5 separate regions of the Mus musculus genome follow, and all the other regions are linked to region 1. Evidence: chromatin loops called from intact Hi-C (ENCODE). Cell type or tissue: left cerebral cortex. All regions are shown on one strand. Each heading gives the region's core, and the rest is flanking DNA. Links, peaks and the distances in the headings are about the cores only. Region 1 holds the start of Gm10610 (a long non-coding RNA gene). Region 2 has its middle 54 kb from the start of A530021J07Rik. Region 3 overlaps Efl1 (elongation factor like GTPase 1). Region 4 has its middle 56 kb from the start of Gm29976. Region 5 holds the start of Mex3b (mex3 RNA binding family member B).

Region 1 (6,196 bases), core at 957-4,956:
TGGTGTTTAATGCTGTGAATGTTAACCTTCATCATCAGCCTGCCTAGATTTGGAATCCCCTAGGAGACACGGCTCTCAGTGTGTCTATGAGAATGATTTTAGAGAGGTTTAACAGGCAAGGGAAGACCCACTCAGAAGGTGGGAGGCACCAACCCCTACCCCAAGGTCCCAAGATGAATATAAAAGTAAATGTGAGCTCATTCGCCTCTCTGTCTCCTGACTGCATGTGGAGTGCCTCATGCCTCTGCTACCATGAAACCTCAATGCCGCAAACTTTCTTAAGTTGCCTTTGCATTGGGATTGCTTTGATTTTGTCATAACAGTGAGAAAAGTGACTAGGACAAATATTCTTGTTTAAAAAACTGCATTTTTTAAGACTCATCTTATTTTTTTTTAATGTATGTCTATGTCAATGTGTCTGTTGGAGTGCCTGCCACATGTGTGCCAGTGCCAGGGAAGCGAGAAGGGGGTGTCAGATTCCTGCAGATGTGCTTTTGCAAAGCCTCAATCTTTCATCTGTAAAGAAAAGCAAAACCTCGTTCATACAAGATGAAGGCATACGTGATGAACCAGGGCAAGGATGAACTGAACGTAAGTATGGGCAAGAGTTGTCAAGTCTGAGCACTTGACTCATCTATTCATTTCTTGAACAACTGTTTAGCAGATTGCTTTTTGTATTCAGCAGGCTCTACTAAGAAGACAACAGTGCATGGGAGCCTTGGCTTTTCAAATGCTCACATTCCAAAGGGAGAGGCAAACGTGAGGAAACCCTGTTATTTGCCAGTCAATAGCAAGCGTTGGAATAAGAGAAACTTAAGCCAGTCTGAGGGTCTCGAGGAAGCTTTGAGAGGTGGGAACAGATGGCTTTTCCCAGTGCACAGGGGTGTTCATTAGAAACCATTTGTAATACACTCACCAGTATAAAGAGGGTCCTTCTGGACTGGTGAGCTGTCTATGCAGTTGCTCACCTCCACATAAAACAGCAGGCACACCCAGCTGCTCCTGGCCCATCCTGGTCGTCAGTTCTCCCAGAAATCAGGCATTCTTGTGAGTGAGCCTTTGCAGCGGGACTCCTGGGCTTCTGAGTTCTTGTTTCATCGTCTGTTTTTAAACACGGTAGAGATGATTATCTTTTCTGTATCTACAATCTCTTGTTTTTTCTTCAGGCACATTTTAGTTATTTATGTTGACTTAATAGTCTCCCATAATAGCTTTGATCCTAAATGTGATGTTTTTAATCAAATTTCATAACCAGAAGGAAATAGAGGGATGGACCAGCAGCCTCTCAGCCACCATTCAGTCATTTGTTCAGTTTTACAAAGCCATTTACAATGTACAGCACACTGTACTCAAAGGTAGAGATGCAGGAGGAGGCAGACCAAAGAGGGTCCTGCTTGCTTCAACAATAGCTGCAGGCAGGGGAGGCAGACAAAGGAGTGTAAAATGAAGTGATTTTATTTTGATAAGTGCTAAATGGAAATCAGTGGAAAAACGTGACAATAGGCGAGAGAAAATCACGTTAGAGAGGATGGTGGGTGAGACCTCACCCAGTGGGTGGCAGTTCAAGCAAAGATGCCTGGAGAGGTGACATGAGATTATCCAGGAAAACAGCACTTGGGGTTCCAACTCGCACCCTGGACTCCCGCCCAGCAGATGTCTCTGTGTTACAGTGCTAAGCCATGATTTAAGGATTAGCAGTGTTGTGGCCATTGTGGATGGGGATGTTGGGACTGGCCCCGGGGCGTGCTGAGGGATACTCACAATGCTTGAGTGAGAAGCTTCTTTAGATCTGTGTCTAAAAGATAAATCCATAACTGGCTGAAGGAGGGGAGGTGAGTATTGGCTGTCAGTTACAACCTTACCCACTCTGCCAGCTGGATGGACCTCTCATTGCTTTCTGTTCATTCGTGTCGAGGATAGTACATCTCTCGTTATATTACAATAGGATGCATTTCACCATGTATTTGGGGACTCCTCTCTCCAACTCTTCGTACTTGGTTTGATAGCTACTATCATTTTTTTCAGCATGGCTTGTTTGTTTCTTTGTTTCTTTTAGGTTTAACAAGAGTCCCTTACAGGAATGCTGTTGTAAATGAGAACGCCAAGGACCCTGTCACCCCTTCAGATTCCTGTTTTCCTGCAGGTATCTGTGTGTATCGGATTGTCCAGCAACAAAAGCTTTAGCGATGGGTTCTGCAGTAGCACATCTGTCTCTCTCTCTCGGCACTTTGTGCTGGAGACAGTCGAAAGGACCACCCTCTTGACTCTCAAATAGCTGTGCACAAATGCAAGACCTGTGAGTTTGCATCACAAAATTCCACCGTCAAGTGTCTCTAACAGCATCTGGACATTTGCAAAGTGTGTAGTCAGGCACTCCTCTTCCTTGAAGGTTAGCTGAGTGACAAGGAGCCATTTCCCTCAGTCAACCTGCCTCTTAGGAACAAGACAAAGGCTCATTGAAAAAAAAAAAAATGCTATTATGGTTTTTATCTCTGTTCTCTGGTGCCATCTGGAGGTTTAATGTTAATTTGCATCCAAGCTTTAGCTATGCACAAATGACTAGGTGTATGCCACAAGAACCTACATATGATTTATAAATTAGAAGTGAAGGGAAACAGAAGACTAACTCGATGTATTAGCTATTTGATCAAATATACATTCTAATACAATACCAAATAGCATTATTAGTCACCTGGGTAAGAGATAAGAAAGAATGGTCGGACACATGTTATCATGTTATCCACATTGAGAAGACCCAGTTGGCAACAGCTTCATTTACTTAGAGTACACTCATGCTTACATTAAACTAGTTCAACTTCAAGTGTTAGAAGGACAATGGAAAATAATTAAAGCCTTTACATTTAAGGATGTTTTTTCTACGACAACTGGTTTGTTTGGATCAAGTACCAGCTCTATTGCTTATAAACACATGATCCTAAAGGAGCTATATAAACCCCTGTTATCTTATCCATTTTTTAGTTTATGAAATGAGCTTCAGAGTGTGTATCCTATAGTATCACTATGACTTGCAGATGACATAACATGTGTAAAAGAACCTGAAGATCGACACTCAACACACTGAGATGTAGGCAGTAGGACAAGATCCTTCCAAGACTTCTACAAGAGCCTGTGAGTTAGAGGGTCTGTGGGCTGGCTATGGGGATAGGCTCCACTGCAGTGGAGAGAATGAGGCCCCTGGAGTAGGCACTCCCCAGAAGGCTTAGGGGTTTACTTGAACACACCGGCTACTCATTGGCTGTCATCAGAACGTGAGGTCAGGCTTGAGTGTTCCCCTTCCACTTTCCTCTCTGCCCCAAGCAATTATGCCAAAGCAGTTCAGATCAGCCTAGTGGTCTTCGACAAAACAATTGCTGAACAACATTGGATCCTCTTGAGGGGCACTGCTGTGTGAGTGAGACTTTGTCCCTGTAGCAAAATGCAGGAGAGAAACAATTTAGAGGAGTACGGAAGATAACTTATGGTTGCGGGGTTTTACTCCATAGTCCTTGACTCTATTGATTCTGAACTATCATGAGCAGAGCATCATGTGTGCAGGAACATGTGCTACTTAGCTTATGGGAAATGAAGAGAGGGAGAGATGCAGGAGGGGCCAAGGCATGCTATCATTCACTAATGGTCTACTTCCTTCAACAAGGGCCCACTTACTTTCTACTACCTTGCCTAATGCCATCACATTACAAATCCATCAAATCCAATCATTCATTAGCTCAGAGATACAACCTCTCTCCGAAGCCCACCAACCATCATTCAACACATAAGCCTGTGGTCTAGTTCACAATCAAAATATGCACCATTCTCTTGCCTTCTAATTTAGTTGGGAACAATATAGAAGCACAGTTATAATTCACGTCTATTGTAAAGAATAGCGTCGTAAATATAAGTAAAAGTTTACCAAATAGGGTAAAACAGTGGGGTATAAGAGAATATAAAACCTCCAGAAATAGAGAAACAGAAAAGAGAGCCACAGTCTCCAGTAAGATGAGCACTGGAGGGGCTGGAGAGACGGCTCAGCGGTTGAGAGTGCTGGCTGCTCTTCCAGAAGACCTGGGTTCAATTTCCAACACCCAAGTAGCAGCTCATCGCTATCTGTAACTCCTGATCCAGGAGATCCAACAATCTCACACAGACATACATGCAGTCAAATCATCAATTTACAGAAAATAAAAATAAATTAATTGAAGTTATCTCTTTTTAAAAAGATGACCACTGAAGAGGAAGGAAGGAAGGCATGGTTACAAAGTATGCTAGAATGGGCAGTTTTCACTTTTCTTCAATGCGTATTAACACAAATGAACTTCTGAAGTAAGGAAGGAAAAGTACATATTGCATTAATGATTGCTGCTCTCAGCACTAGTAGCATGGTGACTGCATCACCGTATAGCATGTAAGGAATCTCCCCATGTGAATGAAACACCACCATAGGCTTTTAATTTCAACAGCTATTGAGTCCATATATAGAAAGCATATAAGAAATACTTAGCACATGGATATTATAGAATATTATGAGAGCCCCATGAGTCTAGAAATAATGTCTTCCCAGTTATGCATGATCCAGAGACTACGTTTTAAAATGCACTCAGTCTGATGTTCTCCTCTATAAGGAAAGTGAAGATTTATTTGGTGAAAATAAACTCTGGATTGCCGTGTTGCTTGCTGGGTAGCTGGCTCTTGGCACATCAGTTATCATGTATTTGACACTAAAAGGTGGATCCTCAGGTAAATAAATCACACTAGCTAAGGCGGTGACCATCTTCAGAAATGCGCTTCTGGGTGGCTATAACTGAATCTGTGGAGCCATGTGAACTGCATAAGGCACCCCCAGAAGTGGTTTTCTGTTTTCTCTGGTCTTTTATTCTTAAACTTGATTGCCTGCATCTTGCCTTCCCAGCACTTAACAGACACTTTGGACAAATTCCACAACTTTTCAGTTACTTTTAAGAATTAAAGTGATATTTTAAAACCCACTCTAGTCTGGTTTGTTTTAAATTTCTATCACTCACCCATCTGCTTCCCCAAAACAGGCAGACATCAGACATGAGTGCGGTCCATGATCTCTGTCCTTCTTCCACCTTTGGGAAGAGAAATGGTTAGAAAAGAAAGCCGGTGTTGTTATAGTTTAACTGGTATTTTTGTAGCCTCTGTGGCAAATGTGTTTTGTATAGACTGTTGGCCACTTTGTGCCATGTCTTCCTTTTTGAAAACTGTTGTGCTTTGGAGAGGGAAGGTCCCCTGAAAGGTTGGTGTATTGAACGGTTGGTCCTCAGCTGGGGGTAGATTGAGAAATGGCTGGATCATGGCAGTCTTGATTTGGTCAGTGAACTCATCCTTTGCTAGCTTCCTAATAGGATGACATCACTGGGAGGTGGGATCTAGCTATAGGAAGTAGGTCACTGGGATAGTGGCCTGGGAAGATGTATTTTTATACACTATCTCCACTCCCTCCATGCCTCACTCTCCACTTTCTGACCACTGCAAGGTGAGCTGTTTTCTCTGCCAGGGCTCCAGGTAATGGCTTCTTCCCTCACTTGGTTCATGGGCCCAAACACAAAAGCCAAATGTCCACAAGCAGGAAATCATAAAACTATGAGCCAATGTAAAACATTCTTCTTCTCGAAATGTTTCCTCTCAGCTATTTATTACAGAGTTGGAAAACTGACACGGCCAGCAAGTCCAGCTTAACCCCTTAGGAAGGCCTTCCCAGCTCCTGACCACAGGGAGGTGCTCTTACCTATGTGTTCTCTGGCCAGTCTCCAGCTGTTCCTATCTGGCCTATGGGATTCTTCATTTTGAAAACAAAACAAAACAAAACAAAACAAAACAAAACAAAACAAAAACAACAAACACCACTAAGCTCCCTTCCTTGGTATCCCTTGTTGAGAAGCAAGTAATCTGCCCACCCCCAAGTTGCAGGCATACTCCACTGCAACCCTCCATCTTTTCTGCCATCTCTTTTCCCTCTCTGCCTTGCTTCAGCACATACACAGGGTAGATAAGACAGAATCTGGTGTGTGTTCCTGAAGATGTGCAGCAAGGCGTGCTTTCCCTCTCCAAAGATATTGAACAACGGCACTGCTGCCAGTGGCTGGTAGAGTGATTCCCACACTGTGTGGGAATTGGTGGAGACTAAGATCTGTGCTCTACTGACCTGAATCTCAATGGCAGAGCACTTGCCTAG
Region 2 (6,196 bases), core at 1,226-5,225, 350 kb before region 1:
AACCTACAGCATGGTACATTTTATTGTGCATCTTGTATAACTTTCCCTAGGAAATTTTAAACACTTGTACAATGAGCTAATTAAAGATTTTAAACACAGGTGCTGTAGTTTAAAAGTGAAATGTCTCACACAGGCTCATGTGTTTGAATACTTGGTCCCTAGTTGGTGACACCATTTTGGAAATCTATGGAACCTTTAGGAGGTGCAATCCTGCTGGAGGGTACATGTCACTGTCAGGGTGGGTCTTTTGGTTTTATAGCCCCATCCTATTTTCCGTCTATTCTGTGCTTCCTGGTTGCAGAAAAAAAAAACATGGCCAGTCTCCTCACGTTCCTGTAGCCAGCACTTCCTACCCTGTGAACTATACTCACAAGCGATGAGATAAAACAAGCCTCTTTTCCCTAATGTTGCTTCCGGCTACATATTTAGTCACAGCAAACAGAAAAGTATTGAATGCCCTAAAACCTACCACTTCTTGGCTGACTCCTAATATCCAGTAAATCTAATGTAAGGCTGATTTTTCTTGCATTGTAAAACATGCATTATAATAATAACACTCACTGCTTAGCGGGAGAGGATTATCTGTTAGTGTAATTGTTTCCTGCAATGGAAATCTGACTGCCTTGCATGCTAGGTTTAAGGTCTGCATAGCATAACTATGGTTTCTCACAGGGATCCCAAAACTTGGTCTCCCATCTCAGGTAGATTTGTCCCTGCAGTAAGATGTTCCTTCTGGCCTTGGGTCTCACTCCTGTATGTGTCTCAGCCTGAGACCCCTCCCAGATTTTGTCCTGGAATGGGTCCCTATATATTATTTAGTTGACTTGTTTTAAAAGTCCAGGATACTGCTAGTATGCATAGATGTGTGACTATGGCTGTAGATCCCCCTATTTGTGCGATAGTCTTGGAAATACCAGGTTTCCCCAAAATAGTAGAAGTATCACCCTCATTACCCACCTCTCATGCTGGTTTAGAAAGGAGAGTGTCTCCCAGCTATACATCAGGAATTCCTGAAAGGTGGGCTCAGGGGCATAATGAAATGTATGTTCTTAATTAATTAATCACTTACCTCGCTCCTGCTTCCTGTTAGATGGAGGGATGCCGGCCTTTGAGCCCAAGGTGGATCCTCTGAGTTGCCTGCTCTGAAGAAGTAGTAGTTTGCAGGCATCAGTTGGGAAAGAAAACTCTAGTAAGGATCATTTGTCTGCCCCTGCCTTGTTCTAGTGTTCACCTCATCTTTACTGGTTAACTAGAACTCTGTCATCACAGCCCAAAACAAATCCCAGATGACTTCCTCGACAGAATTTAGGCTCTCGGTTCTGGAAGTAGATGCCTTCAGAGGGGTGCAAGAAGTAATCTGCTTTGTGCATGTCTCCTGGATTCAAAGACCTTGTTGGCAAAACTCTGACCTTTGCCTTGACATCTGTTTGGGTGGAAATCTGGGTTTAAGTTTCTTCTCTAGATAAAAACAGCAGCCTCATGGGGTTGGAGGCTCAACCTACTCAGTATGATTAGGTGTAAACTGGGATATCTCATTGATCCTGATGGCAGCATTCAGCCTTACACTTTAACATATGATTTCTTGGGGCAGGGGGCAGGGATACACAGTTCTACAAAACTAACAAGAAAGAGGCCAGTGTTTAGCTTCACCGATATCTTTAAAGGAGTGCTATACCTTTAAGACTAGTGGTTACATGCAAAGCTGCTCAAACCACAGACGACAAATGAAAATGTGATCATATCTGTTAAATCCTAAGCCCCTACCCTCATATATTCTGTGCTCAGCTTAATTCCCCCTCAACCCCTCCAGTCTGATTTCTGTCCCAGACTTTAATTGCTAGGTTTATTTAATCTTTTGATTTCATTCACATGTGTGTGTGCACGTGCATGTGTGCCTGTGCATATGTGAACATGTACCTGTGCATAAGTGTGTGTGTGCATGTCTGTGTGTGTGTGTTTCTTGTGTGAGAGAGTATCATTCTGTACTCCAGACTGACCTGGAACTCATGGCACTTCTCTTGCCTTAGCCTTCTGAGTGCCGGGATTACAGGCATGAGCCACAATACCCAGGCACCAGTTTTAAAACACTCTTCCACTGAAGCCTCTGCAGTCCCAGTTTGGCGCCAGGTGGGTATTCTCATTTAATAAACATGAATTAGACTAAAATGGCTTTCGTGGATGCGATGTTTCATTGTTCAGATCTGATGGAAGTACAGCTGTAAGAACTTGGGGAGCTGCTTGTTTCCTGACTAGTGAATAGCATTTGGAATAATGACACTGTTGTGAGTCTACCTGGGACACGAAGAGCAAATCCCCAGCTTCCCCTCTGCATGCCCACCAGCTGCTCCTTCTTTGCTCTTCTTTTCAAGGGATGTGAGAAATGTTCACTCATTTCCTTTGTCCTGATGCAGGATTCTCAACCCTGGCACTGCTGACACTCTGGTCGGAAGAGCTCTTTGTTGTGGGTGAATGTGAAGCCTGTGCAGTGGAGACACTCCGCAGCATTGCTGCTCTCTGTCCTAGAGACATTAGTATGTTTCCAGGCATTGTCCCCGGCCAGGGATAGGGTTGGGGGGTGGGGGGGGGCAAAGTCACTCCCAGTCAAAAACCACTGTTAAAGTATGCAAAGTCACTTTGTAATTCTGCAATACCATGCGGGTGTGTAGCATTGATGCATGTATTACTTCCAGCAGCTGATTTCTGCAGAGATGGAAAAAAGGGCCGATTGCTTAAATAACTGACTTCAGAGCACAGTGCTCAGCTCCTTAGTCTGATGAGTTTAGATTAAACTGCCCTTGCCACAAGTTTGAAGCATGCTCAGATGGCAGAGGGTGTTTTACCCAAGTCGCCACTAGAGGACGTTTCTGCAGTTAGCAGAGCTGTTTCTGGGTAAAGAACACTGGCTGCAGCTTGTTTGCAGACAGTCCTTGTAAGACAATGCAAGAGCTTGCCTGCTTGCAAGGGAGGACCCCAGATCCATCCTACTGGGTGTTTATTTTATGCCAAACTCTATCCCCAGGGAGGTACTCTGCTCCCGAGGATGGGATGCCCATGTTTAAACAGCATGAAATACAGTGTGGATGCTCCCGCTCCACTTCCGTGGTCACAGGGGCTAAATAATCTCACTCACTCTGCCTGCCAACTGCAGGAGAGACTCAGTTAATGTAATTAAAGGAAGCGAGCGCTTGCCTCCTCCTTCCCAGTCTTATGTCTTGCTCTCTGTGCTCCATCAAGGAACAGCTTTAATGGTCGAGTGAAGGGCTCAGCCCAGTGCACCATGAACTGGAGATAATGTCTGGAGTCAGGTTAACTGAACTCTCCCGCCAGCAGAGTCCATGCCATCTGCCCATTTATTGACAGCCTTGTCAGCAAAAATCTGGAGTCTGAAGGTGGGCAGGCAGCCAGCATGCCTTCCACTGTCTCTCCAGCGTCTCGCTAGCAGATGTTGTGCTTCATGCCTGGAGCTGCTGTTGGCAAATCACTGCATGCTCATGTTATTTATCAGAGGGTGCAGGGAGGGCAGGAAGGGAGATGTGTTTTCCAGGAAGAAATTTGTATTCCCTTCCAGGTTTTCTGTAGATGTTAAAAAGGAGGAGAAGAAGAAGAAGAAAAAAACTACTGCTTGAAACTGACTTTGAAAAATGGGAATTAATCAGCTTATTGTTCAACACTGGAAAAACAAAATGGTTCCAAACCACACAGTTATTTGAGGAGCCAGTGCCCAAGTTCCATGGGTTATGTGGATTTGAACACTTGCATCTGCTCGTTATGATCTGCCTGGCCTTGGAGGGTGCTTTTTAATTGGACAGTCACACAAATACAAAGGAGTGGAGAGTGTTTCTTTTCAATATAGATAATACCACACTCACACTGAGTTCTTATCCCAAATGCCCAAAAAATCAGTCTGACTGTTTACCGAGTGAATAGAGATCTAGGTGCAGTTCTGTGACTAGACAATGCCTGCCTTCCTTTGACAAAGGAAATCTGTCTGGCTAGCTCTTTATAGTTTAAAGGAGGAAACAGGAAAAGAGGGACCTTTTAGAAGTGAAATTCAGCCTCTCTCCTAGTTTTGCATGTATGCCTTACAAGCCACTCTAAGTGAGTCCCTCTTGGAAAGCCTTGCAAAGGCTGCTTCATCCAAGGATGCTCTTGTAAAGCCCCCAGCTAGTGGTTCATTTGAGCTCTGTGTTCATCTAGTTATCCATGACAAAGAATGTCTTCTATCAGGAGATTGAAATGGGGTGGGAAGAAAAATTATTGGCCTCAAAAGACCGGGAGGGCCAGGGAGCCCTAGAGTGAGCACCCATAGTCCCTCACTGGGAGGATGGTGCTCCTTGTTTCTCTGTTGATAACTTATTCCCATGGTCATGAAAAGGGCAAAGTCTCGGCCCAGACATCAGAGAATTCACCAAGGAGAGGACTGAGGTTGTCCATGCAGATCCAGGAAACAGATTGGCACCTCCAAGGCATCAGAAACCCACTGTTAGGGATCCTGAATCTCGCCAGGGAAGGAGAAATGCTGGCAAGCTGCGCTCCACTGAGATGTTTCTCTGCACCACGCTGAGATACATCTCACTGGCTCCTAATGAAATGGTACCAAGCAGAAGGGAGACCATAAAAGCCCGAAGCAAGTGAACGCAAAGCACACCTGGTTGCAAGCCCCCCAAATTAACGTGGAATTGCCTTTCTCCTTGCAGGGAGCCCTACAGCCACAGCCCTGGGAATCACCACTTCTAGCACATGCATCGTGCCTTAGGATTTTAGCATTTCTGCCAGCCTCATTTTCCTACCCAGTGGAAGTCTTCCCACCTGGTCGGTGTCTAGGCTAGGCCATTCATTTTGGCACTCTGTACTAGGTCGGTGGCTTGGTTCTATGCCCATTCAGGCTGTGACATCTGAGAGTAGGCTGGAAACTCCATGTAAATGAAGCTGAGACAGAGGACTGAAAAGTGTGACCAGTTCAGCTGGTCTAGGGTGTTAATGAGAAGTAACAGTATGTGTGTGTGTGTGTGTGGGGGGGGTGTGTTACAAGATGAGTCCCTATGGCAGGTGGTATTATGCTCCTTTGCTTGATAAATGAGATCCTGGGCTCAGGGACAAAAGGGCACAAGAGGACAGTGCCCTGGATTTAAACCCAAACTGAGGCCCATGGGATGCCTGAGAGTGAGACCACGGGAAATGAACAGAAGGTCATGATTAATGAATACACCTGATCCCCCGGGGGCTGTTTGCAAAGAGCTCGCCTGGGTTTCTCTGCCAGGCAAGGCTGCACCTCCCCCATTCATGTCTTTTCATCAATTCAGCTCTCACGTAGCTGTAGCTCCCTCAGCCAAATAGGAGCAGAACTCCAAGAGGACTTACTTGCTGCAGATCCAAGGAAGAGACAAGAGCTGGCCTAGGAACAGGGTCAGGGTTAGCTTTGTCTTCCCTGGCCAGTGTGGGTGCTGGGGAAGAGATTCAGGGAGGGAGGCAAATGCAGCATCCACACCTGTCTTCTCCTTACCTTTCCCTCCAAGGAATTTGAGGACTGTGGTTTCTGCTGCCCACACCAGCCAGAGGCTTCTGCTTATGCGATCACAGGCTATCCCTGGTCATTGGTAGGATGCCCACTTCTGTCTGCAGGCTGCGATGCTCGAGGCAAAGGCCATTTGGAACCTATGCGCATCAGGGAGCAAGGCTCAGTGCTTTGTCCGTGCAGCATGAATACCAAGGAGGATCTTTTGGCCCAGCAAAGATGGCAAGAGGCAACTATGGCTGCTGGGGCTCTCTCTGCTACTGAGCCCAGTCGCTGGCCCTGCCTGCTGAGCTGACAGCTCTGGTAGGATCCTGTCTGCTCTGCCTCTGCCCTCTGCCTGCCTCCAAGGTTCCTTTGTACCTCTGCGGCTTCTAGCAGTTGTGCGGAGCCAGGTCGGTTGCTAAGAGGCCGCTTGGATGGAGAGAAGATACCAGCAGGTGTGGGGGTCGCAGCCTGCTTTTGGACAGACACTGGCAAGCTGAGAACCACAGGCAGGACTCAGTTACCAAGCAGCTCTTTTGTTCAGCGACCCAGCTTGTCTGCAGCGTTGCATCTTTCTGTAGCTCCTTACCTGCCCTGAGAAGCTGTCTGGCTAGTAGCCAGGGCCCCCTCTCTCTGCTTCCTCTAGGAGGAAGTGGCTGGGGTCTTGCTAAAAGCAAGACTGGCAACCTTTCCCTGTGC
Region 3 (6,196 bases), core at 1,322-5,321, 830 kb before region 1:
AGTCAGTACATCCACTAGGGACGCCAAAGCAGAAAGTCAAAGCAGGGCAGGAACCTGGAAGCAGGAGCTGATGCAGAGGCGGTGGACAGGGGTTGCTTATTGCCTTGCGCCCATGCTTGCTCAGCCTGCTGTCTTTCAACAGCTGGGACCACCAGCCCAGGGGTGGCACTGAATGCAGTGCACTGGGCCCTCCCTCCTACATCAGTCATGAATCAGGAAAATACCTGGTAGACATGCCAGATGGGGCGCTTTCTCAATTGAGGTTTCCTCTCCCCAGAGAACTCTAACTTCTCTCAGGCAGACCAGAAACTAACCAAGACATCAGTAATTCATTTCTCCTTAAGATTTACTTTATATCTTTATGTGTATGTGTGTGAGTGCCCTTAAAAGCCAGAAAAGGATATTGGGTTCCCTAGAGCTGGAGTAAACAGGCAGTTGTGAGCTGCCATGGTGGGGGCTGGGCCAAGCTCTAGAAGGGCAGGTAGTGCTGTTAACCATCTAACCATCTTGGTAGCCCCATGAAGTTACTTTTGAATCTGGCTTGTCTCAGCTGGTTGTTGTTTTGGGTCTACACTCCTACATTCATCCTTGCATATGAGTGAGCTTGAAACCCTTTTTGTCTTTTCTAGTTCATATCTGTCTATGTTAAGACATTTTGTTTGGTTTGCAGAACAGACTCAGGATCACATTCTTCTATGAAGCTCAGTATATATAAGAATCTAGAGAGGCCAGGTCTCTGTAAGTGATTACTGCGTGTGCTCTCAGCTTAGTGAGACCCCTTAGACTTTTATATATGCATAAGCACATTATGTGTAGATGTGCATATATACTAGATAATAATTTTTATGAGTGAAGTTATCATTGGTTTGGTAAGATTCAGAGTCTTTACAATATTGAAGCATTTCTAGTGAACACCGGTGTGCAGCTTGAGCCCTGCTTGCGTTGTTCTGGCCTCCTAACTTCATTATTACCAGGACAGTAATTTTAAACAGGCAGCATGGCCCTGGTGTCAGTCTTGGGGAAGAAGCCTTTCCCACTTTATGTAAGACCTTTCTCGTGGCTTCTGGGCCAGCTCTCTGAACCCGAGCCACCCGGCAGCAGCCTAAACTCCCTTCAAGGAGCATCCCTGAGATGTGGTCTCTTCCCTGTCTTACTGCTGGTTATTCCTGAGCCGAGGGCCCCTTATTTTTAACTTCTAGAGAGACCACCTGCTGTGTTAGTGGCATGAATTCATTCTTAAGCACCTGGTGGCCTTTAATGTAGTTGCATTTTTTTCAGACTCTGGCATTTGTGTGAGCCCTTTTCCTGTATTGACAGAGCCTCTCCCTAATCCCTACCTTTCTATAGACTTGAGATTCTACATGGAGAGACTTGGAGGAGGTAGGATATAAACCATCTTTTGTAGGGGGCGAGGGGGATGTATGCACACATGTGGATTGGTGATCCAGTGCACATATACACAGACCAGAGGCTATAGTGTCTCCTGTTCTTTCTTTCTCTCTCCTTATTTATGCCTGACGCTGAGTCTCTCACTGAACCTGGGCTTGGACTGGTAGCCAGCAAGCCTCCTGTCCCCAGCCCACACAGTGCTAGTTACGGGTGCATGTGCCACCATGACCAGCTTTTATGTGGATTCTGAGGTTTTAAACTCAGATCCATAGGTTTGTATATACCTGCTGACATCTCCTCAGTCTTAGATCATTCTTGGCATTTAGTCACTTAAAAAAATATTTTTAAATCCTCTTTTTCAAGTTAAATTCTGAAAACACAAGCATTTGTGACTTACTGTTGGACACCAGTCGTGGGGAAATGAAGGAGATGGGAGAGATGACCCTCATCCCAACAGATGTCCGGGGCTCTGAGTGGGTGGACGGACACAGGGCTCTCCATGCACACGGGTAGGCGTCTTGCTATGGGAAGCCACGGAGCAGTCTGGGGTCCCTGGGCCTTGTGGAGCCCAGGGACAACAGGTTCTAGCTCTTGGGCATTGCAGGAGGTCACTGGACGCTGCTGAAAAGCTAAGAACAGGTGGGAGCCCAGAGCCTCAGTCTGCCCTGGGGCTGAAAGGAAAAGGGGTAGGGGGAGAAGGCAAGAGTCTGGTTAGCTCAGGCTGCTAGTTCTGTGGGCGGCTTCAGTAGAAAAGCAGAGAGAGAGAGAGAGAGAGAGAGAGAGAGAGAGAGAAGAGTAAAGAGGCAGAGAGTGGCCATGGCCACGTGGAGAGAGGGGAGAAGCGGGGAGGAGAAGGAGGGCAAGAGGTGAGAGAAAAGAAACAAGAGAAGCAGTAGAGGGAGGAGGGGCCTTTTATAGTGGGCTAGGCTACTTTGCTGTTGCAGAGTAACTGTGGGAAGGAGCATACCTGGCTCTTGTCAGGTAACTGTGAGGGTAGAGCCTGGACAGCCTATGTCAGGAGCCTTTGCCTGGGAGCATGGCAAATGGGCTTCCATCCCTCAAAGATTAATCTGTTGGGTCTCCGGAGTTTGAACCTAGCCCAAAAAACAGGCTGCCTTTCACGGTCCCACAACTTTTCTAACCTAGTCATCTGCTCACATACATTCATGTTATGCTCACCATACTGTGTGGGTCTACACTGCTCCCTAGAGTGGATTCTTCACTCTGTGTGTTTAGTCTTCCAAATTATTTGTAGGTCCCACCTCAGCAGCTGATAGAGGAACTGCTAAGAGAAACACTGCAGCTTATCCCAGCTGGGGGCCTTCAGCAGGCTAACTGTGAGGGGAAGGGGTCTTGATTCAGAACAGCTGTACTTTGAACTCTGCCTGAATTAGTCGGGGTTCTCTCGAAGCCTCCCACCTTTTCCTGCGCTCCTAGATGGGCTGTCCTATTATTTGGTTGCTCTGTGGTTTTAGTACCTTCTGTGCAGTGTACCCTGTATGCGTGGACTCTTTCAGGTCAGTGTCACACAGACAGACATTTGACAGACAAGAACGGCTGTATCTGGAGCTTTAAGAAGGCAGTCCTTACCCTGATTAGGTACATAAAAACTAGTCGTTTGTGGCTCAGCCTCCAGAGAAATCCAAAACAGCTGTCCCAGTCAGAATTCCTGATTCTTCTCCAAAACCCCCCCAGCAGTGGTCGCATTACAGTGGCTCTGACTAGGACCAAAAAAAAAAAAAAAAAAAAAAAAAGGTCTATGCTTCCAGACCTGGCTGGTAAGGTGCAGCTGCACCAAAAAGAACACAAGGGGGCAGCCTTCTCCAAATTTTCATCAAACCAGAAAAGAACAAAGAACTTGGTTGGCAGGAGTATGTACTATGCAGGTACTCACCAGAGGAAACGTGGTCCCTGTTTGCAAGTGTGCTGTGCTATGATGAATGGCATCGAGTGCTGATAGAGTCGGGTTTTACCAGACACTCCAGAATTCCTCAGTGTCATTTCTATAAACAGTTCCCTCACCTAACCCACAGCCGTACATGGAAAACAAACATTTTATTACTAGAGGCATGGATGACAGTCAAAAAATAAAATTAAATCTTTAAAAGAGGGGGAAAAAAACAACTGTGTCATTTAGAAAAGCTGAGACTAGAGTAGCTTGCTGTCTCAATCTGAAGAATGATTTCAAAGCAGCCACTTAAATCTCTTTGGTGCCATCCCTCCGCCCCTCTCTTGAAGGAATGGTTTTAGTGGTCTGTTCTCTTTCCCTTTGGTTTCCTCTTCATTGAGGGAAATGAATTATGACTCCCTCAGTTGTTTCTGGTAGGAAAGGGCTTTGTAAAACTGTGTGCTGCTCAGGGGGTAGAATGTAACACATTGCTAATTCCCGGTCTCCTGTGCAATTGGGAGCACAGTGTCGCTGGGTTTGTTTTATGCTTTCCAGATGACTGTCTGTTAGTGTGCAGGAGGCCAGCACATAATTGCACTGGTGACCGCATTTCAGAGGATTTGGGTCTGTTGATTCAAGTGCAGAGATGAAGTCAAAGTTGTTCTCCTCCACTGCTGCATCTAAATCCACTTCATTCTTTGCCTCTGTAATGGCTGGAAGAAATCAGATATGCCTTGAAAATCAAAAGTAAACGCTGCTCCCTAGGGCTAGGCCAGGGTGGAAACAGGAACGGCTCCTTTTAGGTCTCCACAGCGGCAACAATTCTAGTTGGTTTATCGCATGATTGTTTCTTATTTTAAAGCCACAAGCCTTGAATTTTTCAAAAATAACTACTAACTTTTCACTAGTGATTTATGTAGTTTCTTATTTACATGTCCTTTGTTAACTGATATTCCGATTGTACTTCAGCCCTATCTCTGACCACATCTCTCCAGCATTTATTTAGCATTCTGTTTTGGGTGTACAGTGAACAACTTTTGTTTCATTTCATTAAGCGTCACAATAAACTTCACTGATGATGCATTAATTATTTGTAAAGAAGAAATGGACAAAAAGGTTTGCTTTCCCCACAAACTTCACTATTATGTCCATCCTTTATCAGCCACCTCCAGGAAAGCAGTGCTGAAGCTCATGTGGGTAGTGAGGCTGGGTGTGTGTTTGTATGTACTGCTTGCATGTATGTTTTACATACACTGAACACATGCATGTACACATGCACAAGTACACATACACAATTTGACTAGGCACAAGGTATCCCAATACTGTTCCCAGCCTTAAACATCTTTGTTTGCAAGTAGTGTAACTTGGACTTCCTCAGTCCTTTCAAAAATTACTCTTTAGAGAAACTGTGTTTTCTAGCTTTGAGTTCTGTATTTTAAAGCCACATTTGTGTATATTTTTGATGCATCTCCAGGTTTGTTTTGGGGTGACAGACTGGAAATACAACCTTTACTCTAAACAGGAGTATAACTGGCATGAAGTATGTTAACTTTACTCCATAATATAAAAGTGTCTTTTAATGCAAACAAGCAGCCAAGCATGGTGGCTCACACCTGTCGTCCCAGCATACAGGAGGCTCAGGCATGAGAACTGCCGCATGTTTGAGGCCAGCCTGGTCTGTATAGTGAGCTGTAGGCCATCCAAGCCAATGCCATGGAATCTTATATATATATAAAAAAAAATCCAAAAGGTAGAAAGTGATTGTAGCAAATTCAGAAGTAATGTGAAGCTGCAGATGTGGAATTCTAAATTATGTAAAAATTATTCTAAGACCCACAGAATCATTGCCAAATTAAAATTTTGACATGTAGCAGATCTGTATAACTGTTCTTTGCATGTATGTGATAATTTTGTGTATCTTGGTTTCCATTTTCTTCAGTGTGCTGTGTTAATTTTTAGATTCTGAAATCAGGGTGTGGGAATTTGCAGAGGAAGCGGAGCATTTGAACCCCCTTCCCCAGCCCTTGATTTTAAAAAGATCAACATGTCCCCTTACCCACTGAGCCATCTTCCTCTTACTTAGTTTTGACGACTCAAGCCCATTTTGTCTTAGTTTTTAGAAGGCATTTTCAATTTTTATTTGTATTCATAGTTATTTTTCTTTTGTATTTCAAACCATCCTTTAAATATAAGCCCATATTAAAATGTTGTCCTTCATGTTTCAATTTAAAATGTCGACTTCATAAATTCTTAGAGACTGACACTTAATTCTTTTTGTCTCTATGCCAAAAGGTACTGATCAAGAACTTACGGAATGGGTCTTAAGAAGTACTTTGGCTTTGAAAGATTGAAGTTTGTTCTCCTATATGAACTGTATAGGAACCTTGCAGGGAAGGGATCTGGACTGAGCTTGGCCTGAGGATCCAGTCTGCCCAGTGCTCCTGACTGAGCCGACACATAGAAAAGAATCCGTTTAGCTTGTTTGCTTCCCTAGCAACCTCACTTGAGCATGCTGGACCCCTAGTTGAAGGTCTACTCTCGGGCCATTCAGCTTCTAAGTGCCAAGCAGAGGAAGGCTGGGGACACCCTGGCTTGGCTGCTGTGGCCACGAGCTGTGAGGTACCAACAGTGTGTCCCAGAGCTAGAAAGAGAAGACCTTGAATTATATGGGAGAGGACAAACTAGATAATAGTTTGAGAGGAGTGCGAAGAGTTGCTGAAGTTGCTGACTTTGTGAGGGTTAGCTGACTGAGGAGTGTGCATTTCTCAACAAGTCTGTGGTCCTTATTTGAAGCGGTATAATTACAGACAGGCAGGTGTATCCGGTAGCCATCAGTCAGGTATGCGCCCAAGGAGCAAAGAGTGACCTTTTGTAGAGTATGAGTTACAGAATCTGGTCTGTACTCTGATAGGCCATTTG
Region 4 (6,196 bases), core at 1,228-5,227, 110 kb before region 1:
GCTGCTATAGGGATGTGGTTTTGTGAAAATAGTGGTTTTATTTTAATGAAGGACTTACTGCTCAAGCCCCCATAATCAGCTTCCAAACGCTGACACCATTGCATACACTAGCAAGATTTTATCAAAAGGACCCAGATGTAGCTGTCTCTTGTGAGACTAGGCCGGGGCCTAGCAAACACAGAAGTGGATGCTCACAGTCAGCTATTGGATGGATCACAGGGCTCCCAATGGAGGAGCTAGAGAAAGTACCCAAGGAGCTAAAGGTATCTGCAACCCTATAGGTGGAACAACATTATGAACTAACCAGTACCCCGGAGCTCTTGACTCTAGCTGCATATGTATCAAAAGATGGCCTAGTCGGCCATTACTGGAAAGGGAGGCCCATTGGACATGCAAACTGTATATGTCCCAGTACAGGGGAACGCCAGGGCCAAAAAAATGGGAATGAGTGGGTAGGGAAGTTGGGGGGAGGGTATGGGGGACTTCTGGGATAGCATTGGAAATGTAATTGAGGAAAATATGTAATAAAAAAAAGTCAAAAACTGACTAATTCAATGTAGAGTGATGTAAATTAAAATGTCAATTACCTTGGGGCATGAAGAAGATGGGAAGAGACATAAGAAGGTTTCTAGATAGTGTTATTGTCTGTTGTTGTGACAAGCAACTTGAGGAGGAAAGCATTTATTTGGCTCTCCTATGTCCATCACAGTCGATCACTGAGGCAAGTCATGGCAGGAACTCAAACAGGAGCTGATGCAGGAACTGCGGAGGAACACTGATTGCTGATTTATTACTCAAGGCTTGCTCAGTCTGCTTGCTTATACAACCTTTTCTTATATACCCTCTGAGCCACCTGCCCAGAGATACCACTACCCATAGTGTGACAAACCCTCCAATACCAGTCAATCAATAAAATGCTCGCATACATGATCACAAGCCAGTAATACGGTGACCATTGCTTAACTGAGGTTCCCTCCTCCCAAGTCACTAGTTTGTGTCAACTTGACAAAATCAACCAACGCAGGCACTGAGGTATGAGGAGGACTCTATTGAATTCCATGGTACATTCACAGTAAAAACCCATTGGGCTACATTTTTATTTTTTCATATCTGTGTATAAGGTATAATTCAATAATAATAGCAAAGTCTTACAATACTAGGTACAAATTGATGGCTTATCAAAATGTCAAATGGTGATAGATATAAGTAGATTAAATTAGAAGTTAGTTTTAGTTCTTCCTCCCAGCCCCATGCTCCCAGAAATAAAACTCAGAATCAAAATATATTTACAACTACTTTGCTCATATAGCTAAGTTCTTCTCTTACTAGGTCATAACTTAATATAACCCATTTATTCTGATCTACATTTTGCTCCATAGCTGGTTATCTGTGCTCGGGCACCATGTGTCTGTCTCCATCACATCTTCCAGGGTGAATGTCCCTTCTGGCACCATCCCAGAATCCTACAGGATGTTCCACCTTCTATTTTCTGCCTAAACTATAGGCTATTAATTTTATTATTGGCAGGTACCACATCTATACAGACACAAGATATTTTCTCTACACTGGTCAGGTTCCATTGCATCTAATCATTTAGTTGTGTGCATTTATATTCATATGAATACCAGTACAGAAGGCAGATGCTAGTGTCAAGCCAAAGTTCAAATGCTATGGGAGCAGCAAGCAAGAGCTGGAAACCTCACCCATGATTGCTGACCCTGGAGACGAAAGAGATTGCATTGATGACACTCAGCAAGGAGGATGTGAGAGTGGGTGTTGCTGCTACAGAAAAGGATCTGGGGACAAGAGATATGCTACTGCCTTATTTTTTTAAAGCAAAAAATTACTCACCCTTATAGAAAAGTATGTACTTCAATAAACAACTGTTTTAGTGTTATATCATATAGATATGATGTACCCTACTAAAAAGATAATTAAATCTTTCATACTGGTAGCCCATGGAAGAGAATGTTATTGAAAAAGTAGCTTTTCCAGCAACAGCTTATATGCTAAGAATGTAATATTAGGTGAAAGACAAGGCTTCTAGAGACTATGGCCCAGGTGTGGATGGTAGCCAGCTTTAAATTCCAACACTCAAGAGGCAGAAACAGGTGGATCTCTGTGAGTTTGAGGCCACCATAGTCCACACAGAAGGTTCCAGGACTACACATCAGACTTTGTCTCAGAAACAATAACAACAAAAAAATTCCTAAGGCTGTAACTATTTAAAAGTTATGTGTGGGTTTGTGAAATATGGTACAAAAATTCCCAGGCATGAGGAGAGGTGATGTCAGGGCAAAGGAGGAGACAGAATTTGTTGGAAATTTTCTCAATATTTTTCTTTGTCATCTACTGTTATTAAGGATTTGTACAGTTAATTAAAATTCGAAAAGAAGAATGTGGGTGATAAGCAAGAAAGGTACCTCATGTCATCAGAGGTAATGCACTCTTTCAGGCCTTTTAGACTAATGGTGACATATTAAAGATAACAGGTTTATAAATGTTGTAGAAACAGAAAGCATTACTGGAGAACCACGAATACTAAGTGTCTCTTTCTCTCAGGACTACTTAGAGGGTGGCTGGTGAGTCACACAGTCACATTGCTATTTTCACTTTAATTAAATGGATTTAAAGATTGGACAGTTTAGGGACCAACAAGATGACTCATTAGGTAAAGGGGATGACTGGGCAAACTGAGAGCCGTGAGTCAAACCCTGAACCTGTGTAGGGATGAAAGGGAAGAGCTGACGCTGTGAAGTTGTCTCCTGACTTTTGTACACAGGCTCCCACTTCCATTGATATGTTAAAAAATAATTGGATGTTTAAACAATAACAATGTTTAACAAAGGGGACTCAGACAGGTCCACTCAGGAGAGCACAGACCACAGAAACAGCGGAGCAGCTGGGAAAGGTTCCTAAAGGCCTACATCTGCAACCAAGAGGTGGAGCTGATCCTATGTCCTCTGTGCACCTTTCCTGCCAGAGGAGAGCTTGCCTCCAGGAAGTGTCTGACCCCTGGACTCAGGGGAGATCGCCATTTCCTCTCCAGTGACTCTCTAAGGCAGGTCCACTCAGGAGTGCGCAGGCTGCAGAAGCAGCAGAGCAGCTGGGACACGGTCCTACAGGACTACATCTGCAGCCAGGAGGTGGGGCTGTTCTGCAGCCCTCTGTGCACTGGTCTTTCCAGGAGAGAGCTGGTCTTTCAGCTCTTCAAAGGATAGTAAAGGGAAAACTCCAACACAAGGAGGGAAACTACACCTTAGAAAAAGCAAGAAAGTAATCTCTCAACAAACCTAGAAGAAGATAACCCCAAGAACAGAATCCCAACTCTAACAACAAAAATAATAGGAAACAACAATCACTTTTCCTTAATTTGTCTTAATATCAATGGACTCAGTTTCCCAAAAGACATAGACTAACAGACTGGCTACTTAAACGAGACCCAACATTTTGCTGCATATAAGAAACCTGCCTCAGGGATAAAGACAGACACTACCTCAGAGTAAAAGGCTGGAAAGCAATTTTCCAAGCAAATGATCCCAAGAAACAAGCTGGAGTAGCCATACTAATATCAAATAAAATCAACTTTCAAACTAAAGTTATAAAAAAAGACAAGGAGGGGCACTTCATACTCATCAAAGGTAAAATTTACCAAGATAAAATCTCAATTCTGAACATCTATATTCCAAATGCAGGGGAATCCACATTCATTAAAGAAACTTTGCTAAAACTCAAAGCACACATTGCATCTCACACAATAATAGTGGGAGACTTCAACACTCCACTTTCATCAATGGACAGCTCAGGAAATAGAAACTAAAAGGAGACACAGTGAAACTAACAGAAGTTATGAAAGAAATGGATTTAACAGATATCTACAGAATATTTTATCCTAAAACAAAAGGATATACCTTCTTCTCAGCACCTCATGGTACTTTCTCCAAAACTGACCATGTAATCAGTAACAAAACAGGCCTCAACAGATACAAAAATATTGAAATCATCCCATGCACCCTATCAGACCACCATGGACTAAGGCTGATCTTCAATAACAACATAAATAATAGAAAGCCCACATATAGGTAGAAGTTGAACAACACTCTACTCAGTGATAACTTGGTCAAGGAACTAAAAAGAAAGAAATTAAAGACTTTTTAGAGTTTAATAAAAATGAAGCCACAACATACCCAAACTTATGGGACACAATGAAAACATTCCTAAGAGGAAAACGCATAGCTCTGAGTGCCTCCAAAAAGAAACTGGACAGAGCATACACTAGCAGCTTGAAAGCACACCTAAAAGCTCTAGAACAAAAGGAAGCAAATTCACCCAAGATGGCAGGATATAATCAATCTCAGGGCTGAAATGAACCAAGTGAAAACAAAAAGAACTGTACAAAGAATCAACCAAACCAGGAGCTGGCTCTTTGAAAGATCTGTCTCTGAAGAAAGACATTGAAGAAGATCTCAGAACATGGAAAGATCTCCCATGCTCATGGACTGGCAGAATTAATATAATAAAAATGTCTATCTTGCCAAAAGCAATCTACAGATTCAATGCTATCCCCATCAAAATTCCAACTCAATTTTTTACTGAGTTAGAAAGGGCAAATTTGCAAATTCATCTGGAATAACAAAAACTATCCTCAACAATAAAAGAACCTCTGGTGTAATTACCATGCCTGACCTCAAGCTGTACTACAGAGCAATTGAGATAAAAACTGCATGGTACTGGTACAATGACAGACAGGTAGGTCAATGGAATAGAATTGAAGATCCAGAAATGAACCCACACACCTATGGTCACTTGATCTTTGACAAAGGAGCTAAAACTATACAGTGGGAAAAAAGACAGCATTTTCAACAAATAGTGCTGACTCAACTGGCGGTTAGCATGTAAAAGAATGTGAATTGATCCAATCTTATCTCCTCGTACAAAGCTCAAGTCTAAGTGGATCAAGGAACTCCACATAAAACCAGAGACACTGAAACTTATAGAGGAGGAAGTGGGGAAGAGCCTTGAAGATATGGGCATAGGGGAAAAATTCCTGAACAGAACACCAATGGCTTGTGCTGTAAGATCAGGAATCAACAAATGGGACCTCATAAAATTGCAAAGCTTCTGTAATGCAAAGGACACTGTCAATAAGACACAAAGGCAACCAACAGATTGGGAAAAGATCTTTATCAATTCTATATCCAATAGAGAGGTAATATTAACTATACATAAAGAACTCAAGAAGTTAGCCTCCAGAAAACCAAATAACCCTATTAAAATGGGGTACAGAGCTAAATAAAGAATTCTCAACTGACGATTACCGAATGGCTGAGAAGCACCTATCTATCTATCTATCTATCTATCTATCTATCTATCTATCTATCTCTATCTATCTATCTATCTATCTCTATCTATCTATCTATCTATCTATCTATCTATCTATATATGTATATATGTATATATATATATATGTTCAACATCCTTAATCATCAGGGAAAGGCAAATCAAAACAACCCTGAGATTCTACCTCACATTAATCAGAATGGCTAAGGTCAAAAACTCAGGTGACAGCAGATGCTGACGAGGATGTGGAGAAGGAGGAAGACTCCTCCATTGATGGTGGGACTGCAAGTTAGTACAACCACTCTGGAAATCAGTTTGGAGATTCCTCAGAAAATTGGACATAATACTACCTGAGGACCTAGCTATACCACTCCTGGGCATATACCCAGAAGATGCTCCAACTTGTAAGACAGACACATGTTCCACTATGTTCATAACAGCCTTATTTATAATAACCAGAAGCTGGAAAGAACCCAGATGTCCCTAAAGAGAGGAATGGATACAGAAAACATGGTACATTTACACAATGGAGTACTACTCAGTTATTAAACACAATGAATTTATGAAATTCTCACATAAATGGATGGATCTGGAGGATATCATTCTAAGTGAGGTAACCCAATCACAAAAGAACACACATGATATGCACTCATTGATAAGTGGATATTAGCCCAGAAACTCAGAATACCCAAGATACATTTTGCAAAACACATGAACCTCAAGAAGAAGGAAGACCAAAGTGTGGATACTTCGTGCCTTCTTAGAATGGGGAACAAAATACCCATGAAAGGAGTTACAGAGACAAAGTTCGGAGCAGAGACTGAAGGAATGACCATCCTTAAACTGCCCTATCTAG
Region 5 (6,196 bases), core at 1,059-5,058, 680 kb before region 1:
AGCATGGGGACAATAGTTTTTCTAAGATTTGTTGTCCTCAAGTATACTTCATCTTAGGAGTTCTCCTTAAGAAAACGAATAAAAACTCCATTGTTGAAAACATTACTGAATGACCTGATGAGGAAATTGTTAGGACTTTCCCCAGTGTCTTGGGGGTACTGTGTTAGGTAAGAGCCCCTGAATTAAAGCTTCCTAGACTTGGAGGTAAATCTGCCTCGGTTGGGATCAGGGACTTAGCTACTTTTCATCTGTAAAGTGGGTACAAGGACAGTCTTTGACTCAAGGCAATTATGAAAATTAAACCTTACATTATGTTGGAAAGCATTTATAAACTGCCTGGCACATCATACGTGTGTAATAAATATTATCTGTGATTACCAACATCGCTCAAAGTCATGTTGTTGTGGCTGGAGTCATTTGAACTGTTTCCTAGAGACTGAATTATTCATGTGTGTACTTAAGGAAATTATGCCTTCAGGGCTATTCTGCCTGGCTCCCTCATTCATCTAATAAGCAGGTATTGAGTTCCTAAGTAGATGCTACATGCTGTAAAGCTCTGATCTGTATAAATTCTTGCACCTCCTTCACTGAAGCACAGCACACTTACCTCGTCTGCGAGGTCCTGCCAGGACGCTGGGTGGATTACCCTTTGCACATTAGCCCCTCTGTGTAACTGGTTTCCATATGAACAATGGCTCGGGGAAGAGTCCTTTCCCTCACCATCTCAATCATTTTTGTACCAATGCTTTACTCGAGCTCAGGCACACGGATTGAAGTGAGCTAGCTTTCTTTCACGTGGAGATTTGAATTCCTCCTGCCATGTATTCAGTCTGCAAGATGTGTGCAAAACAGCTTTGCAGACCTCTGGAAAGGAAAACAGGCTGTGTTACTGTTTGCTTTCAGGAGATAACTTGAACCTTTCATAATTTATAGCAGCTGAAATGCTCCTTGACGGCCCATTTTCTGCACACTCTTCTCTTATAATAATAAACATAATATGGCTGCATGAAAAAGCCCTTGGGGGTATGGGGTCCTGTATCAGGAAAATAGTTAAGCTCTTGGGTCCAATAGGAGCCTGGAACAATCTAAACAAAACAAAACAAAACAAACAAACAAACAGAAACTATGGGATTAGGGTATGTATTTAAAACCAGAAGCAGGCCTTGCAAGTTGTATGGTGTCTTATAAGACATTAATTGAAAATGAAATTATTTCATTTTTTTATTATTAAATTATTTCTAGAAATTATTATTTCTAGAATTATTTCTAGAAATATATTCAAGGGTCTGAAAGCATTCCAGATGCTCCATTGCATGCAAGCAGAGAAGGGTGGTGGCTGGTAGGAAGGCACCAGCCAGCAGCTTGTCATCCACACATACATGAGTTCCCTTTGTCCTGGTCTCCGGTTAAGACAGCCCACCGGAAGATGGGTACTGGCCTTTTCATAGTCGGCACAGACACAAAAAGTCCAGCTGGAAATGGAGTCTGGCGTTGTCAGACATAATTTCTAGCACATCAATCATCGTGCAACGCTCTCAGGGATGTATTCAATACAGTGTCTTCAGAACACTGATTTTCACAGCTTTCACCAAACAGGCTCTTTGTCTGGACCTACCTGGACCTGTCTAGATGGTCATGAATTGCTAAGGTCAGAGTTTCCACCTTTCTTTCATGTGGGGCAAAATGTGTGATTTCATCCACCTTTCATAGTTATAAGCAGGTGCCGTTCCTGCTTTCATCCAGCAGGGAAGAGTGACATTAAACATGTCACCTTGGTGAAGCATTGCATTCACCTTCCTGCTAATGAGACAGGGTCCCCAGGGACTTCCTGAAGAGCCAAATCCTCCAAATTTTCAGGAGCAACTCATCTGAAATCTTATTACAAGCAGGTTCCAGGGGGAATAGAGTTATGGCAGGCTTGCAAAAAATCTATGGGCAAGCTCCCTGCAGCAAGTTTCCTGAGGGACCCTCCATCCCAGTTACACGTACACAATCAGTTTCGTGTTCGTTTTAAAGGAACAGCAGTGGACCCCAAAAGGAAGCTAACATGTTGTGCTTGCAAGGTGAAAACGGGCTTTTCAGAACTGCCTCTTTTGTTAACGTTTAAAAATCAGGATATCACGTTGTAACCCAGACTGGTCCAAAACTCACTATATAGCCCAGGCTGTCCTGGAATTGGTTGAAATCCCTGCCCTCCCTCACCCTCTCAGATGACAGGCAGGGGCCTCGCGGCCAGGCTCTCTTTTGCTTCTTGCCGTCATGAATGCTCTTTCATTACTCTTTCTAGGCAGGGCGCTTTTGCTCCAGTACCTAGTTTAGGGTCCTCAAGTGCACTCCTTCCTCATTCACAAACCAATTTGACTCCGAGTTCATAAGCAGGAATTCTCTACTGGTCAGCGAACTCTCTCTGCACCACCATTTTCTTACCCCCACCCCCACCCCGTCCACTCCCGCCCCTTATAGAACTGATTCTTTGAAGAAAAACACAGCCAGCTTGGGGAAGCTGACGTAAACATCCTGAGGAAATAGCCACAGTAAAGCCGCACCTCAGCCTCATTTCCCTAGGGAAATAATCAGCACCTCTGCCCCGAGACAGCTCCAGGTGAGTTTGGAGCTTGGGATCACCTTCGCACGCTTGGAAGTGCAGGCGCTGGCAGAACAGTCCGCTCCCAAGTGCACTGCCAACCATTGTCACTTTTAACCACCCAGGCATTGGGCAGGGGAGGTATTGTGGATAAAAGCCGAGGTGCGGGGTGATCCCTTTTTTCTGGGTCCCTCAGATCTGCCCCAGGTCCCCAGGGTCGCCCCCAGCGGGGAAGGGGTTCTCCAGTAAACCAGTCTGCGGTGTACACAAGTCGCCTCGGAATCACCAGGAGGCGTCTCTCCCGGCAGACCTTAACAGGATTAGGGAAAGCCTGGACTACTAGCCTGCAGGGCGCAGGGGCGCGGATAAACAGGCGGGCTCCGGGAACAAAGGACGGAGAAGCGGATGCGCTTTGAGCAGGGAAGGGGCGTCCTCCTCTCGCAGGAGGGAGATGCGCCGAGGCCCGAACCCCGCCCCGGCCCGCCCCTCAAAACCTCCTTTCTTTTCGCTTGCGCTCGGAGGCTATCGGTGGAGAAGCCAGGAGGGGGCGCAGTTCGCCTTGGCCGCCCGCTAGTCCTGTCGCACCCTTCCTCCGCCGCCTCCCCCAACCCGAGAAGCGCACAAAGAGCGCCAGGCCCGACCACACACCTCCCGGCGGGGCCGGGCTGGGCGGAGGGCGGGGCCGGCGCGCTCTGGGCTCCTCTCAGGCACTGCGCATGCCTGACCGCAGGGAGGGGCGGGCCTGGGAGCGGCGGGCGCGCACGCCCTCACTGTTCCCGGGCAGTGTAGGGCTGGCGTCCCGGCAGTGGGCGCGCGGCGCTCGTGCGCGTGTGGGAGCCCGCGGGGTCTCAGTCCGCGCGCCAGGCATGTGCGGGACCCTAGAGGTCACCTGCAGCGGTGCGGGTCGGGCCCTTTCTGCAACCGGTTTCTGGTTTTGGCATTCGTTCTTTCAGGGCCACTTGGGCAAAGTGCTACCCAAGGGGACGGAAATGTGAGCGCGCGCGCGAGTGGCAGTGTGGGCGGGCGTGTCTTTTGTGTGGCGTGCGCTCCCGCGCAGGTGGGCAGCTCGCGCCCAGCAGTCACAATACCAATGGGGCCCAGGATCTCGAGCCTTTGGTTCCGCGTCCCAGGGTTGGGCCGCCCTGTGGTACAGATACCTTGTACAGTATACCGTCCACCTAGTGGTCGCGTCGGCTCCAGGGATGCTTTATTTGGGGGCAGTAACGGGACTTTAGAAGGACCGCTCTTTGGAGCTTGGCGGCTGGCATCACAGTTGGGCGCCTTTTCTTCTCAACCTGGAGAGGAAAGAGACTTGAGGACAGTGGTTGTCCTCGGCTGATAGGTACATATAAATGTCCCGAGCCAGCCGGTCCCGCATTAGACAACAAAGAGAGGCGTTCGCGGCGGCGGCGGGGGAGGGGCGCGGCCGGGAGGAGGCCGGGGCGGGCTGCGGCGAGCTCGATGGGGGTGGCGCTGGCTCCGCTCTCTCAGCCCCGGCCTCCGCCCGCCCCCGGCCTGGCGCGCGCCAATCGCCTCCCCCAGCGATAGTGTCAGTAGCATTGTAGTGTCAGCTCCCGCCGGTGACGTTGCGCCTCCCTCGTCCCCCTCCGGAGCCGTCTGGCTGCAGAGGCTCAGTCAAGAGGCGGGTAGGAGAGGAGGAAAAAGCGCTGAGTGAGGGCGGGCGGGAGGGAGGGAGGGAGGGAGTGGAGGAGCCGGGGAGGGGCTCCTTAAAGAAACGCTGCTGTCGCTCGCCTGTTCGCTTTGCGCTCGGCATTGTGGCCAGCCAGCCGGGCACTCGGGGGGCACGCGCGGCCGCCGCTCGAGCTCTGCCCCCACCCCAACCGCCAGCAGATCTGGGGTGGGGACCCAGGCGGGGGCTCTTGCAGCCACTGCCCGGTGCGGATTGCACGCAGAGACCCACTCCTCCGAGCGCCGAAAAACGAGCCACGGAGCCCTCCGCAGCCGACCGGCCTCCCCGCCCCTGACTGCCGGCTTCCCGGCTGCCTTTGTGGCTGCACCTTCTAGCTGCCGAGCAGAGAGCCGGCTGGGGCGCGGCGCGCACGGCGGAGCGATGCCCAGCTCGCTGTTTGCAGACCTGGAGCGCAACGGCAGCGGCGGCGGCGGGGGAGGCGGCGGCGGGGGAGGCGGCGGTGGCAGCGGCGGGGGAGAGACTCTGGATGACCAAAGAGCCCTGCAGCTTGCGCTCGATCAGCTCTCCCTGTTGGGACTGGACAGTGATGAGGGCGCCTCTTTGTACGACAGCGAACCGCGCAAGAAGAGCGTGAACATGACCGAGTGCGTGCCGGTACCCAGTTCCGAACACGTCGCGGAGATCGTAGGGAGGCAAGGTGGGTCCGGCAGGGATGGGGACCGGAGGGGTGTGTAGGATCTCCGCCACCGCCTCACTGTGAGGGCGGGTGCAGGAACGGGAGCTGTGGCGCGGGGGAGCCTTGGGGAGGGAGGAAGAGCCGCGCGATGGGCCGGCGCACTAGACAAAGAAAGTGCAGGCAGGCTGTCTTCCACAGCGGCGCCAGTGCCGCGGCGGGATGCACTTTCTCCTGCTAAAATCACTGCCTTTTCCTCTAGTGCTCCAGACTTAGTCCACTCTAGGAAAGATGTTTAAAATATAATATACTGGGGGAGGGGACCTCTGGTGGTCCTTTGGGAGGGGGCAGTATGGGGGGGGGTCGTCCGAAGGGATGAGGATTCGGGATTTCTGCAAAGCGGAATGGAATAGAGTCCAGGGAAGGAACAATGGGTCCCAGGACTGCCATTCTCTTAACCCCACCCCTAGTCCTCCAGAGTCTAGGGATCGCGGCTTCCCGGGAGCCCCTGGTCTTCAAGGCAATCAGTGTGCTCAGTTGGATACCAGCAGCATCCCCCTAGATGACTTTTCTGGGGTTCTGCGCTTTGCTTGGGACGACTGCAGTTACCGGGGGAGGGCCAGGCAGCCAATGGGCTATTTATTCCTCGAGCGTTTCGAGGACAGAACCGGCGGTCCAGCTCCTAGCGCGGTTCGGGGTCAGCGAGGGAGACGCCCCCTTTCTCTGGTCGCGTGTTCTGCTGCCCAGCTGCCTTGGGCGCGGGCTGTCCCGGGTCTCCGCGGTTATCCTGGGATAATGGGCGTGTCTCTTTCTCTATTTCTCCTACTCCCTCCCTTGAACCCTGGCTTCCAGGTTGTAAAATCAAAGCTTTGAGGGCGAAGACCAACACTTACATCAAGACCCCAGTTCGCGGGGAGGAGCCTGTCTTTGTTGTGACGGGCAGGAAGGAGGATGTGGCTATGGCTCGGAGGGAGATCATCTCTGCCGCAGAGCACTTCTCCATGATCCGAGCCTCTCGTAACAAGAACACGGCTCTCAACGGAGCTGTGCCCGGACCGCCCAACCTGCCGGGACAGACCACTATCCAAGTGAGGGTGCCATACCGCGTGGTAGGGCTCGTGGTGGGTCCAAAGGGCGCCACGATCAAGCGCATTCAACAGCAGACACATACATATATTGTGACACCCAGCCGAGACAAGGAGCCAGTTTTCGAGGTGACTGGCATGCCAGAGAACGTGGATCGCGCTAGAGAGGAGATCGAAGCTCACATCGCGCTGCGCACCGGTGG

The links. Peaks named below come from ENCODE experiments on the same cell type or tissue, not always from the same donor. Only the 100,000 strongest peaks of a DNase experiment are listed, where the experiment ranks them.
Region 2: a loop joins it to region 1, with 7 times the contacts of the local background. A loop is called at or near these places in 6 of 42 quality-filtered maps.
Region 3: a loop joins it to region 1, with 12 times the contacts of the local background. A loop is called at or near these places in 23 of 42 quality-filtered maps.
Region 4: it touches region 1 in a loop (2.5-fold over the local background); 6 of 42 quality-filtered maps call a loop at or near these places.
Region 5: it touches region 1 in a loop (8-fold over the local background); 15 of 42 quality-filtered maps call a loop at or near these places.

The regions. Positions count from the first base shown.
Region 1 is chr7:83,547,817-83,554,012 of GRCm38, forward strand. It overlaps Gm10610 (a long non-coding RNA gene), which reads right to left and starts at 2,778. Exons shown (of 2, transcript XR_140845.5): 1 at 917-2,778. In left cerebral cortex, for the core only: a CTCF peak has its summit at 2,517 (motif pointing left); DNase peaks (open chromatin) are centred at 1,664, 1,917 and 2,498; H3K4me3 peaks cover 562 bases; H3K27ac peaks cover 376 bases.
Region 2 is chr7:83,198,994-83,205,189 of GRCm38, forward strand. No RefSeq gene overlaps it. Among named protein-coding and RNA genes, the nearest start is that of A530021J07Rik, 54 kb to the left of the region's middle. In left cerebral cortex, for the core only: a CTCF peak has its summit at 2,849; DNase peaks (open chromatin) are centred at 2,873, 3,363 and 4,961; H3K4me3 peaks cover 287 bases; H3K27ac peaks cover 431 bases.
Region 3 is chr7:82,712,630-82,718,825 of GRCm38, forward strand. All of the region lies in intron 15 of Efl1 (elongation factor like GTPase 1), which reads left to right. Among named protein-coding and RNA genes, the nearest start is that of 4933406J10Rik, 40 kb to the right of the region's middle. RefSeq lists an enhancer at 1,239-4,463. In left cerebral cortex, for the core only: a CTCF peak has its summit at 3,209 (motif pointing right); a DNase peak (open chromatin) is centred at 3,216.
Region 4 is chr7:83,436,087-83,442,282 of GRCm38, forward strand. No RefSeq gene overlaps it. Among named protein-coding and RNA genes, the nearest start is that of Gm29976, 56 kb to the left of the region's middle. In left cerebral cortex, for the core only: a CTCF peak has its summit at 3,143; a DNase peak (open chromatin) is centred at 2,646.
Region 5 is chr7:82,862,996-82,869,191 of GRCm38, forward strand. Mex3b (mex3 RNA binding family member B) reads left to right here and starts at 4,338. Exons shown (of 2, transcript NM_175366.3): 1 at 4,338-4,932; 2 at 5,761-6,196. The coding sequence starts at 4,656. It overlaps Gm36584 (a long non-coding RNA gene), which reads right to left and starts at 4,301. Exons shown (of 5, transcript XR_003946820.1): 1 at 2,547-4,301; 2 at 608-864. In left cerebral cortex, for the core only: CTCF peaks have their summits at 3,127 (motif pointing right) and 3,766; DNase peaks (open chromatin) are centred at 1,537, 1,865, 2,247, 3,224 and 3 more places; H3K4me3 peaks cover 3,042 bases; H3K27ac peaks cover 2,701 bases.